3 separate regions of the Homo sapiens genome follow, and regions 1 and 3 are each linked to region 2. A link is a loop called in an ENCODE intact Hi-C map of the cell type or tissue named here. Cell type or tissue: PC-3. All regions are shown on one strand.

What was found. Hi-C counts contacts between places; a loop is a spot of excess contacts. Peaks named below come from ENCODE experiments on the same cell type or tissue, not always from the same donor. Only the 100,000 strongest peaks of a DNase experiment are listed, where the experiment ranks them.
Region 1: it touches region 2 in a loop (12-fold over the local background); 53 of 110 quality-filtered maps call a loop at or near these places.
Region 3: a loop joins it to region 2, with 3 times the contacts of the local background. A loop is called at or near these places in 43 of 110 quality-filtered maps.

The regions. Positions count from the first base shown.
Region 1 is chr7:106,005,696-106,013,695 of GRCh38, reverse strand. CDHR3 (cadherin related family member 3) reads right to left here. Exons shown (of 19, transcript NM_152750.5): 9 at 665-836. Among named protein-coding and RNA genes, the nearest start is that of CDHR3, 46 kb to the right of the region's middle. RefSeq lists a silencer at 3,946-4,135. In PC-3, CTCF peaks have their summits at 3,828 and 4,028 (motif pointing right); a DNase peak (open chromatin) is centred at 3,935.
Region 2 is chr7:105,647,936-105,655,935 of GRCh38, reverse strand. All of the region lies in intron 4 of ATXN7L1 (ataxin 7 like 1), which reads left to right. Among named protein-coding and RNA genes, the nearest start is that of EFCAB10, 70 kb to the right of the region's middle. RefSeq lists enhancers at 1-361, 2,533-3,256, 6,555-7,754 and silencers at 80-374, 7,765-7,981. In PC-3, CTCF peaks have their summits at 3,196 and 3,409 (motif pointing left); DNase peaks (open chromatin) are centred at 3,385, 5,455, 6,005 and 6,965; H3K4me3 peaks cover 3,061 bases; H3K27ac peaks cover 3,610 bases.
Region 3 is chr7:106,149,566-106,157,565 of GRCh38, reverse strand. No RefSeq gene overlaps it. Among named protein-coding and RNA genes, the nearest start is that of SYPL1, 41 kb to the right of the region's middle. RefSeq lists an enhancer at 1,202-1,351 and a silencer at 2,285-2,334. In PC-3, a CTCF peak has its summit at 3,527 (motif pointing right); a DNase peak (open chromatin) is centred at 3,525; H3K4me3 peaks cover 508 bases.

The sequences.
Region 1 (8,000 bases), 360 kb before region 2:
AGCTGGGTGAGGGGAAGGGTAGCGGGTTGCTGGCTTCCCTCCCTGAGGCTGCTGCTTTCCCAGCCCTTTCATTTTTCTCTTCTCCTTCCCCACCACCTTCCAGCAGTAGCTCTGTAAGGAAAGGTCTAACTCAAATCATTGGGACCCACTTTTCATGCCCATCCTTCTTCCAATGCAGCTTTTGTCCCTTGAAGTTGCCAGGGAGGGGGCTTCCTACACATCCTCACTGTCTCACTCTCCTCTGGTCTCCAGTGGTTCTACGGTGTGGAATTTACCCAGACATACTCAAGGTCCTGGCCCTGCTTTCTCTCACCTCACAGCTCTATGGGCCGGGAATGAGCATTCAAATAAACAAAAGTGCCTGAGCACAGAGGGCACTGACGTGTCTGTGAAGGCACGCTAAGCAGGCACACAAACTGCATGCTATGCAAGGAAGAATCCAGTCCTCAGCAGCCCAGGCACAACTATGTGTAACAAATGATTCCTGGAACCAGGGTAAAATAAAGAGCGAATGGGGAACACAGACTCACTATTAAGCCTGTCAGTTACAGTCGCTCTGAGAGGGGGTTACCTTGGAAATTTCTCTCTATGGGGCAGCAAAAGCATGATGCATGTTGGACCAATTCCCGATGCCCTTTTAATGATGCAATGACCATTAACTGACCACAATCTTCCCAGAGCCAGCTGGATCCTGTAAAAATCTGCTGCCGCTCCCCACTCCAGATGGCATGGTGAAGTTGAATCTGTTGTTTGGTGCCTCACTGTCATCATCAAAGCAGAACTTGTTTAGGTCAAGAAGCAACGTCCCCTTGGCTGTTCTTTCCGGCACCATAATGCTGGTGAAAAGACACAATCCAGTATTTCCCCCAATAAATGGTAATCGACTGTTCCTTCTCACATGGGCCCTGGGCTAGACACCTCTACTTTAACTGCAATTCAAAGTAAGTCCATGGTCATTGCAGTCACCTCCTAACTGGTCTCCCTGATTCTGCCCTTGCTACCTTTTGGGCTATTTTAAACACAGCGGCCAGAGGGATCCTGCTAACATGTTGTCAGATCACGTCACTCCTCTGCTCCTAAGTCCCAAATGGCTCCTCATTTCACTCAAAGTCCCACCTTTGATCTGCAGGACGCTTCATGACGTGCCCTCCTTTTCCTCTCTGAACTCGTCTCCCACTAGCTCTTCTCCTTGTTCACTCTCCTCCTGCCACTCTGGCCTTCTGGTGCTCCCTGAGCTCTTCATGAGGCTCTGGCCTCAGCTTCCCTGCACTAGCTGTGGAATCCTCTCCCCACAAATACTCACGTGACTCCCACTTTCACTTTCTTTCATCTATCTAATCAAATGTCACCTTATCAGTGAGGCTACCCTATCTAGAATGGCAATGTTCCCTGCCCGGTACTTCCTCTCCTATTCCCCTCTTTATTTTTAATTCCTAGCACACATCATTATCTGGTACACCATATATTTCTCTTATTTATTCTGCTTATTTTCTATTTCCCTCCTAGAAAGTAAACTCTATGAGGGCAAAGATCTTTGCTTTTTTCTTGGCACACTCAATAAGTATTTGTTGAATGAATGAACAATAGACTTATAAGACTAGCACAGTAGTGAAGAAGAATAGAAGAGAAATATAAATTTTACGTCCTGCCTGAAGGAGTTTCTAACTGGGCTAGGGAGAATCCCTGTACCCCTCATTTCCCATGCTTTGAAGATTGAGAATTCCTTGACTTCTGTTCTAGTGGCTTCAATGGCCTAGAAGGGCCTCCTAACACCTTTATATTATTCATCCAAAAGAGATTTATTAATGATCAAATTCGGGGGTCTTGATCTCAGTAGACTCCAGGGTTTAGGCAAATAACACAAATGAGTAAAGCTACCCCCAAACTCAGAGCCTTCCGATCAAGCCCAGCTTGCTGTAGGAGGCTCTGAGGAAGACCAATGAACACCTTGAGACTTCCATTCATTGAGGGGCTTTCTCATGTCTCCAGGTTTCAGTTCCTCCATCTATAAAATGGACATAAATGATATCAATTAGTTTTTACTACATAACACACTGTCCCAAAACTGAGTGAATTAAAACAACAAGCATTTATGGTTTCTCACAGTACTATAGGTTTTCCCACAGTCCTTTCGGTTTTAGTTTGGCTTAGCTGGTCTCTGTGGTCACTGACAGCTTGGCTGGGGCTGGACAGTCTAGGATGGCCTCACTCACATGCCTGGTGGTGGGAAGGTGCTTGATTTCTGCTTCTTCTTGTCCTCATCTTCTAGGAGGCTAGTCTAGGCTCATTGCATGGAGGTCTCTGGTTCCAAAAGTAACAAGAGAGGGCAAGTCCCAAGGCACATGCATTTTTCAAGCCTCCGTTGTGCCATGTTTGTGAATGCTCCAGTGGTCAAAGCAATTCACGTGGTCAAGCTCAGATTCAAGGAGACCCATCTCTTGATGGAGCTAATAGCAAAATCACATTGCAAAGGAGCATGCATAAAGAGCAAGCAGGGAGGAATTTGCGGCTTTTCTTTCTTTTTTGTTTGTTTTGGCTACCTATCTTAATCATATTTTGCCTTGGTAGAATTTCTTACAAAAATATATCGTGGCTGTCATGAGAATGTGCCTGGAAGACCTTTAACCATGAGAGCATAACTGACCATCGGCCTCAGCTGCTGGGCTCTGAAATCCATCACTGTGTTTGTGGTGAGGCCACGTACCAACAACTGGTCATGGCAAAGATACTAAGGCTCATTCCTGTCCTATGTCAGTTGACACTGGCTCCAGGACCCCCAATGCCCTAGCTGAACACTCCTTAACTGCATGGCAGCCTAGAATATGTCCAACTACCTTTTCTCCCTCTTTCCTTCACTCAGATCAGCCTTGCATCATGATCTGATGACTTGCCCAGCCTTGTCCATCTCTCTCCCCATTTTCTGCCACAGGCATCTCCCCTAATAATAGCCTTGCACATTTAATCCCATCTTAGCATCTGGTTCTTGGAGCATACACTTCTCTCTGCAACCAAACTCTGTTCCCTTCTTTGTTCCACATCCTCTTTTCATGGCAGATAAAATCAGCTCTGGGCTCAGTGCATACGGAGCAAAGTCTGACAGCAAGAATGGTCATGGGCCACTGAGGATAACAGGTTTGCTTGCTGGAGCGTGTAATGGAGTCTCCACGATGCCTCATTGGCAAAGATCACCTCTGTATTTCAGCAGGATTGGAGTCTGAACATTCCTGCCTTGATTGCACAATGTCATGGTTTCATTCATAGGGACTTAGAAGAGACACCACTTATTAAACACCAACTGCATGCTGTATCATACCAAGCACTTTAAAAACACTATCTCTAATTTCCTCATCTCAGAGAGGTTTGTATTCTTGTCCCCACTGCACAGGGGAAGAAAGAGTGGTTCCGAGCATTTTCAAGGCCTGTCCAGGAAAGTGGATGTATCCAGACTTGATCCTCTGCAGTGTTAGAGTCACTGTAAACTTTAACTTCCATGCATAAGTATCCAGGCTCACAGATGGTTTGGGGATCTAAGCCTTGATTTCAACTCTGCAGAAGCCAGGAGATTGCATCATTTAAAGAATCCAAGGTCCCGAAGCCAGACATTTCAGGCACTCCAACAGAGGCCTCCTCACTTGGCCCTCCAGGGCTGCTTGGCCTGTTCTCTCATTCGTCCCTGACAGTTGGTATTCTTCCCCTAAACGCCTAACTTGGAAAGCCACTCCCCTCATTCAGCAATCCCTGCCTCAAAAGCGAGCTGCCCTCGCTCCCAGCCATCAGACCATGTTTCTCTCCCCATGCAAAGTTGACTGTGTCCAGCCCATTCTGAATCAGCCAAACTGCTCCGCCTCTTGCTCACAAACAGCTTGCAAAGCGCTTTCACTGAATCGCCTGACAATTTACAACCAGAGCGGGGGTTGTCACGTGCCTCGGATGCCTCCGTCGGGCCCTGGGCTCATTCATCATCAGCCTGGGAAAGCCTCAGGGGCCACGGTACGAAAGGCTGGGAGCCTGCAGGAGCCCGCGCGGGCAGCAGGGGGCGCCCGCCTCCTCCACGCCGCCCTCCTCCCTGCGGGAGCACAGCACACCGCCTCCAGCAGCCGCGCTGACCTCACCCGCTCTGCCACCTGCTCTCAAGAACTCCACAGCAGAGACCGCGCCCACAGCCTCCAAGGAAGGAACAAACATTCAAGAGCAAGTGTCAGAGACTGTGGCAGAACCATGCCATTGTCACTTTGTTCTGTTTTGACCTGCTTGCGTGCTTGGCTTTGACATAGTTGGACTGGAGAAGGTATAAGGCTGGGAGGATGGCGGGTGCTGCAGGTCAGGGCTTCTCAGCCCTCTCCGCACCCGCCCTTATGCAGCCTTGGGACGCGAGGCTGGGCTTTAGGCTGAAGACCTCCGCCCCTGGAACTGCAGAGGAGGGGTCCCTTTCGTTGCCCTTCCTCACATCTTGGCGTTCATAGGGTGGCTGAGAGTTCCTCCCGCTAGAAGAGCCCAAAGAGGGAACTTGAGCCTTGGTTAGATTATCTTCAGTAATAAATGCAGTTAGTCCAGCTACGGATTTCACATTGGCCTTCAGGGCTAATCTGGAGGGAAGATTATCAAGTGCAGGACTCTGTTTGGTCTTGCCTGGACAGTCTAGGATATTCGAATTGCAGTTTCACCAGCTAATATGGAACACAGTCTGCAAACTGTCCTCCCATACTCCAGGGGACTCTGGACTGCAGGAAGCCAAATATACAATTAACAGATATGCACTGAAGAGAGAAAATGGACAAGGAAGATTTGAGACAGCACAGCCCTCTCCAGGCATTCTCACTTCTTAACCTTCACCCCCTACCTCTTAGGGCAGAGGAACAAGGAAGAGCAGGAGGGCAGAAGAGGGCAGGAGCTTCCCAGGATGTACTGGAACCACCCAAGAGTTCTAGCACAGATTTAAAATGTCAAAGAAAGTGTAAGTGTGATGCTGCAAATTGTCTCCACTCCATCCCCTGGGCCCAGACATCTCTCAATTTATGCACGTAAAGGTGTGGAAGTCACAATCCTAACTACCCATGCAGCTGTCCCCACCCATCTAATGGACTTGTAGGGCTTAGGTTGGGATAGGAACCTACTACATGCTTAAGATTGTGACTGACGTTATTGGGGTGTCAGCAGGAAGCAGCTGGTGAATTAGGATCATTCTAGGAGGGGTCAGTAAAGGGACTATGAAGAAGGTGCTCACAGAGTATATGGAAATCTCATCAGATGGTGCAATATCTCAGGGCTCGTGAGAGTGAAGCACCCTTACCACCACTAGGCCCAGGGAAGCCAGTGGAGGAAGCAGGTCCTGCGACAGAGAGCTGCTTTTGGGAATGGAGATCTTCAGGCAGGGAAGGGATGCACCCAGCTCACAAAGAGAGAGCCTGACCCTCCTCTCCTTCTCTTTCCAGGACTCCCCATTGGCCAACTAGAAGCTGGAAGGCAAGGGAGTTGGTTGGTATCTGATATGGTTTGGCTGTGTCCCCACCCAAATCTCATCTTGAACTCCCACATGTTGTGAGAGGGACCCAGTAGGAGGAAATTGAATCATGGTGGCAAGTCTTTCCTGTGCTGTTCTTGTGATAGTGACTAAGTCCCATGAGATCTGATGGCTTTATAAGGGGGAGTTTCCCTGCACAAGCTCTCTCTTTGCCTGCTGCCATCCACGTAAGACATGACTTGCTCCTCCTTGCCTTCTGCCATGATTGTGAGGCTTCCCCAGCCACGTGGAACTGTAAGCCCATTAAACCTCTTTCTGTTGTAAATTGCCCAGTCTCGGGTATGTCTTTATTAGCAGTATGAAAATGGACTAATCCAGTAAATTGGTACCAATAGAGTGGGGCTCTGCTGTAGATACCTGAAAATGTGGAAGCAACTTTGGAACTGGGTAACAGGCAGGGGTTGGAACAGTTTGGTGGGCTTAAAAGAAGACAGGAAAATGTGGGAAAGTTTGGAACTCCCTAGAGACTTGTTGAATGGCTTTGACCAAAATGCTGTTCATGATATGGACAATTAAATCCAGGCTGAGGTGGTCTCAGATGGAGATGAGGAACTTGTTGGGAACTGGAGCAAAGGTGACTCTTGTTATGTTTTAGCAAAGAGACTGGTGGCATTTTGCCCCTGCCCTAGAGACTTGTAGAACTTTGAACTTGAGAGAGATGATTTAGAGTATCTGGTAGAAGAAATTTTTAAGCAGCAAAGCATTCAAGATGTGACTTGGGTGCTGTTAAAGGCATTCAGTTTTATGAGGGAAGCAGAGCTTAAAAGTTTGGAAATTTTGCAGCCTGACAATGCGATAGAAAGGAAAATCCCATTTTCTGAGGAGAAATTCAAGACAGCTGCAGAAATTTACATAAGTAACAAGGAGCTGAATGTTAATCACCAAGACAATGGGGTAAATGTCACCAGGGCATGTCAGAGACCTCTGTGGAAGCCACTCCCATCACAGGCCCAGAGGTTTAGGAGGAAGAAACGGCTTCATGGGCCAGGCCCTGGGTCCCTCTCTTGTGTGCAGCCTAGGGACTTGGTGCCCTGCATCCCAGCCGCTCTAGCTTTGATTAAAAGGGGCCAAGGTACAGCTCGGGCTATTGCTTCAGAGAGTGGAAGCCCCAAGCCTTGCCAGCTTTCATGTGGTGTTGAGCCTGCGGCTGCACAGAAGTCAAGAATTGAGGTTTGAGAACCTCCGCTTAGATTTGAGAGGATGTATGGAAATGCCTGGATGCCCAGGCAGAAGTTTGTTGCAGGGGTGGCCCCTCATGGAGAACCTCTGCTAGGGCAGTGCAGAAGGGAAATGTGAGATTGGAGTCCCCACACGAAGTCCCTAGTAGGGCACTGCCTAGTGGAGCTGTGAGAAGAGGGCCACTGTCCTCCAGACCCCAGAATGGTAAATCCACTGACAGCTAGCACCATGCACCTGGAAAAGCCACAGGCACTCAATGCCAGCCCATGAAAGCATCCAGGATGGAAGCTGTACCCTGCAAAGCCACAGGAATGGAGCTGCCCAAGATCATGGGAACCCACCTCTTGCATGAGCGTGACCTGGATGTGAGACATGGAGTCAAAGGAGATCATTTTGGAGTTTTAAGATTTGACTACCCTGCTGGATTTCAGACTTGCATGGGGCCTGTAGCACCTGCATTTTGGCCAATTTATCCCATTGGAACAGCTGTATTTACCCAATGCCTATACCCCCATTGTATCTAGGAAGTAACTAACTTGCTTTTGATTTTACAGGCTCATAGGCAGAAGGGATTTGCCTTGTCTCGGATGAGACTTTGGACTGTGGACTTTTGAGTTAATGCTGAAATGAGTAAAGACTTTGGATGACTGTTGGGAAGGCATGATTGGTTTTGAAATGTGAGAACGTGAGATTTGGGAAGGGCTGGGGCAGGATGATATGGTTTGGCTGTGTCTCCACCAAAGTCTCACCTTGAATTCCTACATGTTGTGGGAGGGACCTGGTAGGAGGAAATGGAATCATGGGGGCAAGTCTTTCCTGAGTTGTTCTCGTGATAGTGACTAAGTCTCATGAGATCTGATGGCTTTATAAGGAGGAGTTTCCCTACACAAGCTCTATCTCTTTGCCTGCTGCCATCCATGTAAGATGTGACTTGCTCCTCCTTGCCTTCTGCCATGATTGTGAGGCTTCCCCAGCCATGTGGAACTGTAAGTCCAATTAAACCTCTTTCTTTTGTAAATCGCCCAGTCACAGGTATATCTTTATCAGCAGCATGAAAACAGTCTAATACGGTATCCATCCAGGTCAGCGTCTTGGAGCACAGAGCAGGGTGGAGACTGGATCTAAAGGGATAAGTCAGGGGTGCATCCAGAACAGAGTTTAACCGTTTTGATATCAGACTCGAGGTCACATGGATCCTTTAACATTATACTGGGCATGCCATTTGGGACAACAGGGAGACATTCATGAGTATAATAAAGGAATTTCTATTTCTCCTGCTTCTCCTAGGCAATCCTGGTCT
Region 2 (8,000 bases):
TGAGCCAAAGCAAAAGAAAAATCAGCAGGCTCCCTGGCCTCCCTGTGCATGCCCTGCAGCAGGTGGGGGAGGGCTCCCTCTCCCCAGGTAGGCGGGGCTCCTCTCCAAATGCTTGGAATTACCAGGCGGGTCTTCCCGGAGCAACTGGGGCTGAGGGAGTGTAAGCACTCTGGAAGTCTTCCCAACGCTTTATGGAGAGGGAAGCGATCACTGAGAGGCCCTGGCCAGATGCCTGTGGGAGAAACTGGGCGGCTTATCTCTTCCTGCCTGGTGCTGGCGTGAACTGGGGGCAAGACCAAGGCTCAGGATTGATGGCTCCCTGAAGACACAGAGAGTCGTCTCAGGCTGTGAAATACGAGCAACCCAAGGAGCCGCAGACACTGCAAGGACCCTACCCCTGTGACTGCCCTGCATTCCTCAGCAGGATTCTTGCAGTTGCCTCTCCCTGGCCTCCTTGCCCCTCACTCTGCCCATCCTCCTGTCCACCCCACACACCCCCCCAGAGTGATGTGAGCCCGTTCTGCCCACAACTCTTTGATGGCTCCCACTTGTTTGCCTACAGAGTAGAAGTTTAATGTTTTTGTAATGGACTTCAGAGGGAAGGGGTAAGAGAGGGTGGGAAGGTAGACAGACCAGAATATTGAAGCATGTGGGGGCTGCGGCTGGGGGCAGAGTGTCCCTTCCAGGACAGGGAGGCCGTGGGAATTTAAACATCTAAGGCTGCCTGCTCACTGGGTTTTCAGATGAGCAAAGGTAAGGACAATGGACAGCTCCTTGGGTGTAAATGCAGCCAACCTTGTGAAGTCACAGAAGTGCTCAGAAATAGGGAATCCAGCTTTGGGAGGAAAAGTAAGACCAAGACAGCTGGGGAAGGAAGAAAATGGCCTGAAGTGTCCAGTCACTGTGGCTCACGCCTGTAATCCCAGCACTTTGGGAGACTGAAGCGGGCAGATCGCTTGAGGTGAGGAGTTCAAGACTAATGTGGTGAAACCCTGTCTCTACTAAAAATACAAAAAAAAAAAAAAAAATTAGCCAGGCGTAGTGGTGTGTCCCTGTAATCCCAGCTATTTGGGAGGCTGAGGCACAAGAATCTCCTGAACCTGGGAGACAGAGGTTACAGTGAGCTGAGATTGTGCCACTGCACTCCAACCTGGGCAACAGAGCAAGACTCCGTCTCAAAAAAAAAAAATGGCCTGAAGGAAAGAAGAGGGATGAGCCACAGAGATTAGTAACCATGGTCCTTCATAGCTGCATAGCTCATTATGATTTTTAGATGTTTTGATAGCCCAATCCTATTTGAGCCTAAAGACTATTTTGTGGTGAAGATAAGAAAACAGAGCCCAAAGAGATGAAGCGATGGGCTGAGATTACATACACAGTGGGACAGCAGAGGAGCTGAGACTTGACCCCTGGCCTTCTGGCTTCCAGTGCTACAGTAAAGAGCACCACCCTCGGTGTTGCCTGACGTCAAGCTCTCTCTGCCCTTCATTTTGTGGAATGACCTGGGGCAAGCCTTTCTCAGCCTCAGGCTCCACATCTATGAAATTGGGGATAGAGATTAAACACGGTATTGCACGTGAGTGCATAACTCACTGCTCATGCATGGTAGGTGTGCAGCATGTGCCGCTATGAGCGGACACTTCACCTTTGTCATTGCACAATCTCTTCTCAGAAGAGGAGAGGCAGCACAGCCTGATCCCCACCTAAAGCATTTGTTCTTACCAAGCATTGGTGGGGTGCCAGTTTGGTTTTTATTGTGTTATGTGATTTAACTTCCACTGAGAACATTAATTCATTCATCAAACATTTATCGAGCCCTTCCTAAATGCTAGATAATGTATAGGCTGCTGGGATAATTCCAGAGCGACATGTATACTGGGACAGGGTTCCCATCATCAGGCAGCTCACAGTCTGGTCAGGACACATAGATGTAGAAATAAAACCTTGCCATAGGACATGATGAGTGCAGCAGAAACACCTAGGAAGGAACAGCAGGCACTGGGAGAGAAGAGGATGTTTCCTCCGGATCTGGACAGATGGGGGAGTGTTCACCTGGAGAATGGGGGAGGGCACACCAGCAGGAGAGCCCGGCCCACAGAAAGGCACAGAGCCAGGCCGGAGCACTGGTGTTCAAGGAGAAGTGAGAAGTCCAGCGAGGCTACAGGAGAAGGTGGCTGGGGCAGGAGGGGTGGGGTGGGCCAGGCTGTGAAGGTTACACTTGGACCTCTGGGCCTTGGGCAGCCCACAAAGACTTTCATGGTCAGATTTGCGTTGGTGGCTGAGTGCAAACAGATTAGAACACACAGAGAGGCCAAGCCAGAAAGGTTGCAAGCGATGCTGAGGCCTGGACCTTTTAACAGCTGTTTAAGAGGTGGACTTTGGTCAGACTGACTTGTGAGTGACTGAATTTCAGGGAAGAGCTGGTTTCTAACTGGATGCTGATATTGTTAACATAGAGTTTTTTGGTTGTTGTTGTTTTTGTTTGTTTGAGACAGAGTCTCTCCCTGGCTTCTAGGCTGGAGTGCTGTGACACGATCTCGGCTCACTGTAGCCTCCATCCCCTGGGTTCAAGCAATTCTCCTGCCTCAGCCTCCCAAGTAGCTGGGATTACCGGCATACACCACCACGCCTGGCTAATTTTTGTATTTTTAGTAGAGACGGGGTTTCATGATGTTGGACAGCCTGGTCTCCAACTCCTGACCTCAAGTGATCCACCCACCTCAGCCTCCCAAAGTGCTGGGATGAGCCACCATGCCCGGCCTGATATTGCTAACATAGAGATTAAAAAAGAAAAAGTCTATTTAATTTGGAACAAAGAATATCCTGAGTTTGCTGTAGGTCAGTGTGAAGATAAACTTTTTTTTTTAATATGGCAAAAATGCCATTCAGAATAAACCCTTGAGGGTTTAAAAAGAAAATGTGCTTTGTTTTCTGGATGGAGGTGGTTCAGGTGCAAGGCTGCCTGCCCAGAACCGGATTCTAATACAAAAAAGGAAAAAGCAGAGTGAGTGAGTGATGCCTGGGGGAGGGAAGGTGCTCCTGAGGGCTTTTCCTCTGGCAGGAAACTGGGAGCAGCAGGTGTCAGGGTACCTGGCCAGAAGCTGGAGCACTGATAAGTAGCCTGGGATGCTTTGCCATTTCCTCATCTTTCAGCGTGCTCAGAAAAAGCTTCTTGAAGGCCAAAGGCTTAGGATGGGAGCCCAGGGTCTCTGCTCAAGGTGCCAGCTCCCAGCCTTCCTGGCAGGGGGATGGAGGGTGTTCTGTAAGGAGTTGCCCTGTCTCCCCTTGGGTCAGGGTTTCCTCCAGGACTGTTGGGAAACAGTAACTGTCTGGGCTGTACTGGCTGGAAGGCACTGCAGAGCAGCCTACAGCTCGAACAGCAGGAACCAATGACCTCTGGTGGCTGCCGAGGGGAGTGCTCCCGCTTGTTGCTCCTGAGCGGAGCCTGTTCTGGGCCAGTGCTGGGGACAGGGTGCTTGGGGCTCTGCCTCACCCTGCACCAGCGCTCCCTGCAGAATCAAATTGCCTCCTAATCTCTACGTTCTCAATTCCTGCCCTCCCAGGCTCTGATACCATTTCCTTATTGATGTGAATTTCAATGGCCATTCATTGGAATTGTGTGGCTCTTCGTTCTCATTTGCAGAGGAAAGGCACTGAGCAGGTGCAGTTGATTAGGTCTAGGGTTATCCTTAAAACGCTCCTGGACTCCCTGCCCAAGGCTACACTGCTGCAGACACAGCTGGTCCCAAAGGCAGCCTGTGCAGCATCCTATGCCCTACTGCATGAGGGCTCGATTTTTCCTTTTTTATCTTCTCCTCTTCTCTGACTTGCTGACTTGTTCACAGTCCTAGGGCACTAGGACTCCCCAGGAATGTCAGGACACTTAGCACTCCTTATTCTCCCAGCAGGTTTGGAGACCACCTTCTGAGCTCCATGCCCTGGGAAGCCATGAATAACAGAAGTACAAGAGAGACTAACAGACCAGCAGGGAGACATGCGCTGGGGCCTCCTGCTTCCAGAAAATTGGAGCAGCCTAGAGGGGGGCTTATAGAGTTATTTCTCTGGGAGGCATCTTAGAACCAGCAGAGAGCCCCAATGCCTAACATACTTCAGGATTGCAGGAGACAACATGTTTGTGCATGAGGAGGCTGGAGTTCCTCCTTACTCCTCTTCCAGAATGTCCTATACAGATGGGACCTTTAACCACTAGTCCAGGCTTAAGCAGTGCCTAGAATACTAGAGATGGAGAAGCAGGTGGGCTTGTGAAGTAGGGCTGACAGGTCCTGGAAAAGGGCCATTGAATCTGGCCCCACCTCGTTCTGCTTTTCTTCCTCACTGCCTCACCCAGAAGGAGTCCTCTACTCTGCATGAATGTGGAAGGCTGCTGCTCCCACCCTCTGCTGGTGCTTCTGCCTCCACCCTGTCCACCCCTCCTTCCACGGTGGGACCAGAAGGGACTAAGGAAGCAGAAGTTTTCTGATGGTGACCATGATTTGCACCCCACATATATACCTTTCAAGTATCGGTGGATGAGAGCAGATGCTGGGATCCTCTGTGCCCTTTTGGTTTAGTTAGAGTTTATTGAGAGTCTGCTATGTGCCTGGCACTATGCTAAGCACTTGGTATCTACTACCTCATTTAATCACTTCAAATATCTCTTATTATCTTCATTTGACTGATAAGGAAACTGAGGCATGGAGCCAGGAAGGCCTGAGATAAGTTAGGCAGGGCAGCCACATATGTTTGTGTGGGCTTTGCACTGCATGAGACCACCCCACCAAGGCAGGACTGAAACCAGCACTCACTCCTTGCCAGGCCAGGTGTCCTCTTTCTCATTCTTAGAGTCCTGATAAGCTCACTGAGGCTCTGAAACCGGGTAGCCAGAAGGCTGTGATACCGTAATGCATCCAGCAACAGAAAAGGCAGGATTTGAGTCTAGGTTGGTCTGATTTGAAAGCCTATATTTCTAAGCCTTATCTAAGCCTTATAAACTATCTTCCAACACTCCACATTCTATAAATTTGCCAGAATATTGACAAGGCACAGACCTTCAATTCAGTCATACTTGTTCTCCCTGATTTTATTTGATTTGCTTCTGGCCATTTTTACAATTCTTCCAAGTCAGCTTGTTCATTTTTCCTCCCACCTAACTGACTCAGGAGGAAATCTCACATCATTGTTCTCAGCAGCTAATCATCTCTTAACCCAATTGAGGAGCAAAGTCTTGGCCCATCATCCAAGTCACTGATGAAGACACTATGACCTTCTTGGCCGGCAGTGGGTCCCTGTCGAGCTCTGCATGGTATCACTCTAGGCTGAAATTGAGCCCTGCTAACCCATTTTTCTTTTGTCTCTGCTGCCAGGACCACTCACCTGGTAACTGTGTGGTCTGACCACATTTCCCCAGTTTACTGAAGGTGTGTTATGTGGGAGAGAATCCAAAACTGTGCAAAGGCCAGGAGAGATTAGACACTATGCTTCCTCTCTAACCACCAGGCCTGACACTCAGCCACAGAATAATGTTAGATTTATCTGGCAGATATTCTTATTTACCATGCTCTGTGGTTGAATACCTGTTTTCTGTTTGCTAAAGGTGTTTACAGACAGGCTTTCTGAAAGTTTTCCCAATATTTTTCCAGACACACCGCAAAAATACCATTTATTCACTTGTCAGGATTTATGCAGTATCAACTGTATCTGTCATACCACGGTAGTAGGACTTTGTGTCTCTGTTATTTACCCTGATTCTTAGTGATTGCCTGCCCCTCAGACTTCTAGAATCTCCCAAGTACTTCTTCAACTTAAAGAATTTAGATTGGATATAAATAATTTCCTCATAGTAGCTGCCAAAATACATCCAAGAGAGCCAAATTGAATTCCTTCTCCAAGGGCATTTTAAAAGAGGGTAAATTCCTTTTTATTGGGGATGACTTAATGCTATCACTGCTTGGAAGCCAAGAGGCTGGGTGATATGGCCCTTCTAAGGCTCTGCCAGTGAGTCAGAGATTCTCAAAATTCTGCCAGGCCAGCAGCATAAGCACATAGGCTTTTGTCGAAGGAATTGGTGGAGGAAATCAGACAGCTGAGAACTCTCATCACACACAAAACCCACAGCACAAATACCATATGTCTTCAGGCTCCTGCCTGTCAAATTCATCTTTACCGTGCTCTGGTAAGTGAAGAAGGGCTGGCAATAATTTCTGCAGACCTAGAGACATTCAGAACCATTCTCTTAAGGCATTTCTGTTGATAATCAAAGAATATAGATCATGATCACCAGGAAAGCGTAGCTGGCAGGTGGGCAGCTGGCCCTGCGGCACATTGGTGGCTCTTGCAATGGCACCGTCATGAGTCTCCACCTCTGTTCTTTTGCAGACATCACTGGGCAGGGAGGGGAATCTACTTGATGCCAAGAGAACCATGTTTCTTAAAGCCAGAGGACCCGCCTTGATCTAGAAAGATAAATTCAGACAGGCCAAGCACAAAGGAAGAAGACGTGGGCAACTAAAGCAGCACAAAAGAAACAGAGGTAGATATCGCCCCCACGTAGCAAGGGGGATGAGGGAGGGTGTTCTCGGCATTGGGTTTCTTTCCCAGGACCGAGACAGAGGTACAGAGATGATGAGGAGAGAACTACTCCCAGCATATTAGACACAGCAGGGGAACAGGCTGCAGCCCTGAGCTCTCTGAAAGAGTTCATCCCAAGTGAACAAAACAGGCATTATGAAAGCAGCAGGGGAAGAGTGGAGACTCATCTTTCCCTTTCAAACACTGCTCCACAAAGAAAGGACAATCGTGAGTTGATAAATGCAACTAATTGTGCGACTTTGGGAAGTGTGCACATGCATCCTTTAGACTGAAGGGAAAGGAACTTTGAAGGGCTTTGGCTAAGCTCGGGGGTAACTGCCAGGCTTGTTTGTCACCTAAGCAAACAGTGTAATAAATTGCTGAGTCACCCATCAGGCTATTGCCAACTCACCACCCCCTCCCAGGTCTCACCACCTGCACATGGAGGTGTTTGCGTTACTGTGATTAGACACAAAGAAGATGGGAGATGCCCATACTGTGAAAGCAGGGGTTAGAACCTTTTGGATTCTTTCCAAATGGAAAAAAAAGTCCAACCTGTCATTCAGGGTCCACAGCCATCTGGAAGGGGCGTGCCCAAGGCTGGGACACTTTCCTGGCTGGGGAAGGTGACAGCAGAGGAAGTGAGGGGGATGCACACGGGGCCAGTGAGAGGAAGCAGAGGACAATTCCGAGACACTGGCTTCCCTGTGACTGCACTGTGGCTGCAGCATAGGCACACGCGGGATCTGTGTGTATGGGAGGTGGGGGGTGGGGCTCTTAATAGGCTCTTATGTCAGCTGAATGTTTTTGCTCAAAAAGCATCATCTCTGGGATTGGCTTTCCAGATTCTGTGGCACTATCCTGTGACCGTTTCCTCCTTTGCTTTCTCAGTTCAGGACTTTGGGGCTGTTGCCAGCTGTAGTAAAGAAAGGCTGGCCCGATGGCTAGCGTGTATACTGGGGAAGAGGATGGCAAGGTCAAATGCCTTTCCCACCATCACTCAGCTGCCTGCTTCTGTGTCTTCTCAGTCCAGGCCAAGGCAGGTTCCCTTAGAGAGAAAGCCCAAAGCTTTTGAGGGAGAGAAGGGACACCAAAGAAAAAAGTATCAGGGACAGCTCTAGGTTCTTCTCCTTCACTCTTCTAAGCCCTTCTCCATTAGCTAATGAACACCCTTAGAACACACCCAAAAGAGCGCAGTCTCCCTTCTCTCCTTCTGCCAAGTCCTTTTACCTCACATCAGAGGTGTTCACTCAGTGGCCCAGCCCCTTACCAACTCACCTGGTCTTTGAAATCTTTGAAACATTCTTGATCAGACTTTTTTCCCCAATGCTTCCCATTCTTCAATCCAGAGGACTGCACGTGAGGCTGTCTTTCCTGTTTCTGATGGGCTCCAATTTCGCATCCAGCTGAGTTCTGGAATCATTGACAGTAGA
Region 3 (8,000 bases), 500 kb before region 2:
GCCTTATTTCTATCTATACTACTTGATATTTCTTGGGCTTTCTAAATCTGATGAAATCTGCTTTCATCAAATTTGGAAAATTCTCAGCCATTGTCTCTTCAACATTACCTCATTGACATTGTCTCCTTCTGAAACTCTAGCTGGTCATCTATTAAACACTCTTCTCTATCCTCTATGTCTTGTTACCTGTCTTGTTTTTGTGTCTTTGTCCCTCTGATCTATGTTACGGATAACTTTTCGAATTTATTTTCCCATTCACTAGTTCTCTCCTCAGCTTCATCTAAAATCTGATTTATTTAATCTATCCTTGGAGTTTTTATTTTCAATTACTGATTTTTTATTGTTAGAAATTTTATTTCTTTTGCAGATTTGCTTTGTGATGCCTTACAGTCTCTTTTCCAATCATATTTTCAAGTTGCTTTTATTTATTTAGATATATTACATATAACTATTGTATACTTTGCATCTGATGATTTTAATACTCATAGTCTTTAGAGCCTGTTTTGGATATCAGTTTTTCCAACTGGCCTTCAGTCAGGTGCCTCATTTCCCTTTTCTTTTTAAGATTTTTGACCTTGAAATGCTCACTTACTTAAAAGTAAAGAAATTCACCATAGGAAATCTCTGAAGCTGTCGTTCAGATTGCAATCCTCCAGGAAGTTTTTATGTTTGCTTCTGCCATTTTTCTGGGGACACTATCAACCCAGAAGCATTCCCTTTTTTTTTTTTTTTTAATTTGAGATGAAGTCTTGCTCCTTCTCCCAGGCTGGAGTGCAGCGGTGCAATCTCGGCTCACTGCAACCTCCATCTCCTGAGTTCAACCAATTATCCTACCTGTCTCCCAAGTAGCTGGGCTCGCAGGCATGCGCCACCACACCCAGCTAATTTTTGTATTTTTAGTAGAGACAGGGTTTCGCCATGTTAGCCAGGCTGGTCTTGAACTCCTGATCTCAGGTGATCTGCCCACCTCAGCCTCCCAAAGTGCTGGGATTACAGGCATGAGCCACTGCACCCAGTCTCAACCCAGAACCATTCTAAATGTAATTATCTGTTTGAGGTTTTGTTTTTTACCACATAGGTTACGTAAATTTGGACCACAACTCTGAGAGAGCCAGCTTGTCATTACAAATTCTCATGGGAGATATTTTTATTCCCTCTCGTCCGGTGTCAAGGTTGAAACAGGCAATTCTCCTTACTATCCTCTTCAGCGTATTAGGTTTATTTCTTGCTCACTCCTGCCATCAGATTGTAGCCTGTTGGGTTCTCATCCTTAGGCAGAAGAGTCTCCTAACAAAGACTCACTCCTTGGGCAAGCCCTAGCCTCATCGTCTACCCTCTGATCTCCCCTGCAACTATCAAAAAGGAAGCTGAAAGTCTCCTGTCTGTAGCGGAAACCCTCGGTATTACTTCACAGAATTCCTGCTTCCTTCTTGTTTTTTGACCTCTCCAGATTTCTTTCAAAGAAGCTCAGCATTACATGTTTTAAATATGTTGTTTTGTCTAGCATTTTGCTTCCAGTTTTCCAGTGGAAGATAATTTAGAGTGTTTAATCTTCCATATGGACAGAAACAGCTATCCCACCCCATGAGGAGTAGGTCACTGGAAGAGTGGCAGGTGGGGTAGGGGTCCTCTGATTACGTCCACAAGTGGCCAGTGGCCAGTAGTTCTGGGCCACTATTCCTGGGGCCAGTTTGGCCTCTGCAAGATTCTGAGAGAGCCAATTACTAAGGGCTCAGCCTTAGGAGGATGTGACTATCCAAAACTACACAAGATGCTTAGAATTACCTTTTTCTAAAGAACTGCTGCCATGGCAAAGCTTCTCCTTATAGATGTATTCTAACTAACAAATGAAACAACAAAGAGATTATTGTTTCCGAATATCACCGTTTTGCAACGGCCAATGAGTTAGTCCACGTAGACATTGAGAATCGATGGCTGCTAACATCATGCACATAAAAGAGAGATTACGAGATGAAAGAAGCCTCACCACCTAGCATCTTACCAAGGGCTCAAGCCTGAAGGTGAGCCAGCCTCTGGATCCAGCTGCCCATCTGCAGGATCACAAAGGTCAGAGGAACATGAGAGATGACCACGTACACGCAATCTAAGATCCAGATCACAGGTCAAGTGGCCCAGATTCTTAAGCCCATACATTTAAAGGGAAAGGAAAAGATGGAGGGGAACACGTAAATTAAAAATAACTTGAGGACACATGACAATATTCAAAAGGAGGAACAATATTAAACTACAGTGTCTATGGCTACACATTTAGATGACAAACTAGAAAGAAATGCAAATAAGTAATTGCTATAAAAGTCAGAACGGTGGTTACTTACGGGTGTGGGAGGCTGCTGTGTTTGGGTGTCCACGTTGCAATCATTAAGCTATACTTGTCTTTTGTGTGGTTTTCTATAGCTGGTTTTATTTCATAGTAAAAAGGGTTTTGTTAAACAGTCAGAAGGGGGCAGTTATTCCTATCTCAAAATATTATCTCACTGCTCAGTCTTTACTGGTCCAACCCTACCTGAAGTATTCAATAGCTTTTTGAATTAGACTCTAAGGAACCCAAGGCAACCTGACAACACTCTTTCCAAACATATGGGCACAGATACACAGTTCTTTATACACACACACTTACATATACACAGCATTCTTCCCTCCTGCTGAGACCTCATCCCTCTTGTCCTCTCCCCAAAATGTTGCACCTCCTCAGCAGCCTGGCTGCATCGGCTGCTTTTCCACAACCTCCCTGATCTCTAGCTGAATGTGAGCCTATCACTATCTGGTGCTCTCTCATGGGATATATCTGGATCTGTCTCATTTTGTAATGACTTCCCCTCCTTCTGAGTTATATGATTATAAACTCCTGCAAGCAGAGAGTACATAACTTGTTTCATGTGTCCCTTTTAGTATGCGCACAATATTTTGCACAATATGGCCATTGAGAAGCATTTCTTGTTAAGTACAAGAAATTTACGGTCTTTCTTGTCTGGTAATTAAGTTAAAAAGCAACTGATGTCTCTATCATTGCCTTTTTTTTTTTTTTTCTTTTCTGAGACAGAGTCTCGCTCTGTCGCCAAGCTGCAGTGGCACCATCTCAGCTCACTGCAACCTCCCCTCCTGGGTTCAAGCAATTCCCCTGCCTCCGCCTCCAGAGTAGCTGGGACTACAGGAGCGCGCCACCACACCTGGCAATTTTTTTTTTTTTTTAGTAGAGACGGGATTTCACCATGTTGGCCGGGATGGTCTGGATCTTCTGACCTCGTGATCCACCTGCCTTGGCCTCCCAAAGTGCTGGGATTACAGGCGTGAACCACTGCGCCCGACCCTATCATTGCTTTTTTAACAGTCATGTTGCTCATTCTGTGTTAACGGAGCATTGATTTTACTTAGCATTCAGTTCTAAGTCACAAAGGTCTGTAATTTGCTTGTCAGCTTCTCTCTGTTAACAGGCCAAAAAGAAGTACCAGGAATTGGCCAAAGCTTTGAGGATAAGCACTAGTGGTGTTGGCAGCGACATTCCAGCAGAGAGCAGCAGAGGGCTGAGCGCTGGGCAGCTGCCTGCTGCAGGGCTCCTTGCTCCCAGGAATGTATTTGAGAGATGAGGCAAGGCGGGCGGGCGCACCCCAGGAAATCTCCTATTTCAAGGCAGAAAATGTCTAGAATCAGAGAACAAGAAAAGCTAGAATGTACCATGAGCCTCTTTGATCTGAAAGAGATCATAGTTCTGATGGGATCTGTACTTGTTCTAAGTTCAGCCTCTGCTGGGGGTGGGGGTCAGCCTTGTTTTTTTGGTTGGTTGGTTGGTTTTGAAACGGAGTCTCTCTCTGTCGCCCACGCTGGATTGCAGTGGCACGATCTCAGTTTACTGCAACCTCTGCCTCCCGGGTTCAAGCGATTCTCCTGCCTCAGCCTCCCGAGTAGTTGGGATTACAGGCATGCACCACCACACCCAGCTAATTTTTGTATTTTTAGTAGGGACGGGGTTTCACCACGTTGGCCACTCTGGTCTTCAACTCCTGACCTCAAGTGATCCGCCCGCGTTGACCTCCCAAAGTGCTGGGATTACAGGCGTCAGCCAGGGCACCTGGTCTGTTTTTTGTTTTGTTTTAACATAACATCCTGAAGCAACCTTCCTCCTGACTCAGCATCTGCCTCCTGGAAAGCCACCTTCCTTCCTCTGAGGGGCAGCTTCTCCTCTGTTCTCTGAGAGAGGAGCCAGTGCTTTGATGCAGCCTTATGGTTTTTCTTTTGTGGACTGCCCCTAATTGCAGCAGTCAGCAAGTTCTTTGCAGGGAAGGGCTGACTCACCTGCATTTTGGAAGAAGCCATCCTTATTTTCAGGCACAGAGAACATCTATTAGCCCAAAATGTCTTCCAAATTTCAAGGAGTACATGTTTCAAAAGGAATTGTCATCACAGTTTTACTCCAAGCAGTTGGCTTCCAAGAAGCCTGTCTCTGGCCATTGGGGATGTTAAAATAACCTAAATTTGGCCTGAGGAAGCCTTTGCACCCAAGTCCTTACTTAACTAACTGCAGGCAGCCTGGCTTACTAATCTAATTGAAAGCCTAAATTTAGGAGTATGCTTTTGTAAAAAATAGCTGAGTCTCCGCCATCACGGCAACTGAGCTTCCTTCAATCCCTGGCTGCCAACGATCAAATAAGGCAAACGCTGAGCCGGAACCAGTTAAGCCCTATATGTACCTCACTTCTGTTTTCCGTGCATCCATAACACTTGATCACATTGTTGACCATGTTCTTAGAACCCGTTCTGAATCAGAGGGCTGCCTGATTCACATGTCATGTGTTTTTGTTTTCTGAGTTTTTGTTTTTTTCTCACTTAAACTCTGCTAAACTTGTCTAAGGTTTTTCTTTTTAACAGGGTCTCTGGAACTCACTGCTCAAAGATCTTCCCTCTTGTTTATTGAAAGGTGACAGGTCCCCTCTAAAAACTGCAAGGTCAAGTATGTCTGTGACTTTAGCGACTGTCAAAAGAATGCAGGCAGGCCCAACTGAGTGGGGACACAAGGAAATATAGGGGATGACAAACAAGAACCGTCAGCTCTTGTGCCAGCTTCCTACGTACCGTCTGTGTTGGAACAATCACCCAGGTACTGACAGGTGCCAGCCTAGCTGCAGAGCAGGCTAACCCCAACCCCACCAAGCCCTGAGGGTGAACGTGGAGCAAGAACCTGGCTCACCAACTACAGCAAAAGAACCGTCTTGTTGAGCAAACTCTTCCCATGGGACTGTATAATACCTTTGGTTTCCCAACTTTTTACAAATTTACCTTGATCCTGAAATCTCTGCAGCACTTAAAGATTATGGACTTTTCTGTGAGAATCAGAGCTTTTGGACTATGTGACAGTACTTGTTGCCTGCTCAAAGTCTATTCTTCCTCCTTCCTTAGTGAGAGAACTTTGGACAGTATGTTTGTTTAAAAAGAAACAACAACAAAAAACTGCATTCCAAGCCTCTTGCACAGATTAATGTCACTAAATATGCCGGCGAGCCTGGGGATGAGGCCTTTTGGGAGGTGCATCTGCCCCTGTCCCTGTCCGATCCTGACTGAAACAGGGACACGGCCACAGCAGGGATGGTCCAGCAGTCATCTTGTGAGCTCAGTGCTGACAGCCACCCACAGGAGTGGCAGGCATACACAGGAGGGGTTGACACCAGTAACCTTTTGGAGCCACCATACCTGCCTCAACTCCTCCCTCCTTCTGTTACTGGAGAAAATAACTGAAACATTTATTCCCTAATTTTCTTAAGTCACTGACATCAACCCCCACCACTATAAGTGGCAGGAGGTTACCCTGCCCCATGCATTGTAAGCATCCAGTTAACAGTCACAGAGAAAACCCAGATGGAAGAAAGACACCCTCTTGCCTTTCCCTGATCGAGATAGGCAGCATCTGTTTTTGTTTCTCTTCCCCATATTGAAACAGAAATAACATTAGAACCTTAGAGTAAGGGGGCCAGAGGGTCTGGAGAGAGCTTCGCATCTTAGAGGCTGGGCAGTGACCAACCTGTGTAGGGAACAGAGTGAGGCCCTACCATCAACGCCAACTCTAGGAGGAACACCCCAGCTGGCCTCCCTGCCCTGTCCTCCACCCCCACAAGTTACATCTGAAGTTGAGGGAGGTGCAGCCAAATGATGCTCCTTCTCTTTTTATTTAAATTGTAAACATAAACTCATTTAACCAGAAAGTTATGCAGATACATAGTACAAATACAAAAAAAAATAGAGGAACATCAAAAGTGCTAATAATTCCACCCAAAGACAATTTCTTTTTAAAGCTGCAGAAATAACCTTCCAGATCTTTTCGGATATACATATATACAAATACATATTTATCATTAAATGGGATAATACTATAGATAGAATAGTGTGATTGTAAGTGTGCAATTCCAACCCGTCAACAATACATTGCTATTTTAATGTAACTAGAGTTGCCTGCCCTTCTGTCTGGCTCCACTGACATACCAGACTTAGGTCTGCCCTCCCATGCCACCACCAGTCCATCTCCATTTCTAAAAGGGCTTGAGAGGTGGTGGCATCCTTCAGAGGATGGCTTTGAGACCAGAAGCTGAAGCTACTTCTCTGCACCAGTACCAACTGGCTTGGCTTGGGACAATGGTGGGCTGAGCATGCCGATGATTCTGCCCGACACGGACCATCCAATGCAGTTCACCCACCCCAGCCCCCAGCTTTCCCAAGATTGCATCGCCCTTCACCCTCTTCCAGTGCACTGAGGAGACATCTCCCTTTTTAGTTTCTTTCCAGTCTACTAAAGGTGTAAACTCATTGCTCCACTCCACTGGGGTCTTTCATTTTGGCTCCCCAGAAAACCGAATGTAAACGGTTTCTCCCCATATTTGGCCTCTGTAACAACTCCACCTCCAGCGATGAAGGGCCAAGGACCAGGAGAGATGGGAAGAGTGGTGAATGCCCTACCACAGCAGCAAGGTGGTCAAGCACAGAACAGGGCCCGGCCCGTGCCTCTGACTCCTGCCCTCTGTAACTTCTATGACCTCCAAAACGTAAGGTTCAAAGAACTAAAGGAGTCGAGTATATTAGATAACTATTAGCCAGGGGCAGAAAAAAGAGCTTTTATCTGAGGAATGCAAGTCCTTTTAATTATCAGGCCCAGAGAGACATTAAAATGAGACTACAATCATGCCCTACTCCCCACTTTGAGCTACGTATTCATCTCTTGAGACTATTTGCTCTTTCCACATTTAGCTATAAATTAACCTAATAATGCCACACCCCACACTAGAATCCACACCCTATAGCTTAACAATAGATAGCCATTCACTAATCGATATTTCTGTAAACCCATGAGAATTTCTGACAAACAATTTTGTGTCAGCCCATTTCCCATACCCCTTTTCTTGCCTTTAAAAATCCACTTGTGGCCAGGTAAGGTGGCTCACACCTGTAATTCCAGAACTTTGGGAGGCTGAAGCGGGAGGATTGCTTGAGCCCAGGAATTCGAGACCAGCCTGGACAACATAGCAAAATTTTATCTCTACAAAAAATAAGCCAGGCGTGGTAGCGCGCACCTGTAGTCTGAGCTACTCGGGAAGCTGGGGCAGGAGGATTACTTGAGCCCTGGATGTGGAGGCTGCAGTGAGCTGTGATCATCCCACTGCAGGCCAACCTAGGCAACACAGTGAGACCCTGTCTCAAAAAAAAAAAAAAAAAAAAAAAAAAAAAAAAAAAAAACCACTTGTAATCTCAGGAAAAAAAAAATCCGCTTGTAACTGCTGCTAATTGGAATGCATATTCAAGGCAACTTGAATCTGTGCTCCTGGCTGCAATCCTCAAATTTGGCCCAAATAAACTCTATTTGTATCAATTTTGCCTCAGGTCAACAGCCACAAACTAACTGCTTTTCTGAGTGCTGAGGGGCAGGTGGTAATGTTCAGACCATCATCATGGCCTGTGCCGAGTCTCCAACAAGTATAGCCTCTGCACCTCAGAAACACAAG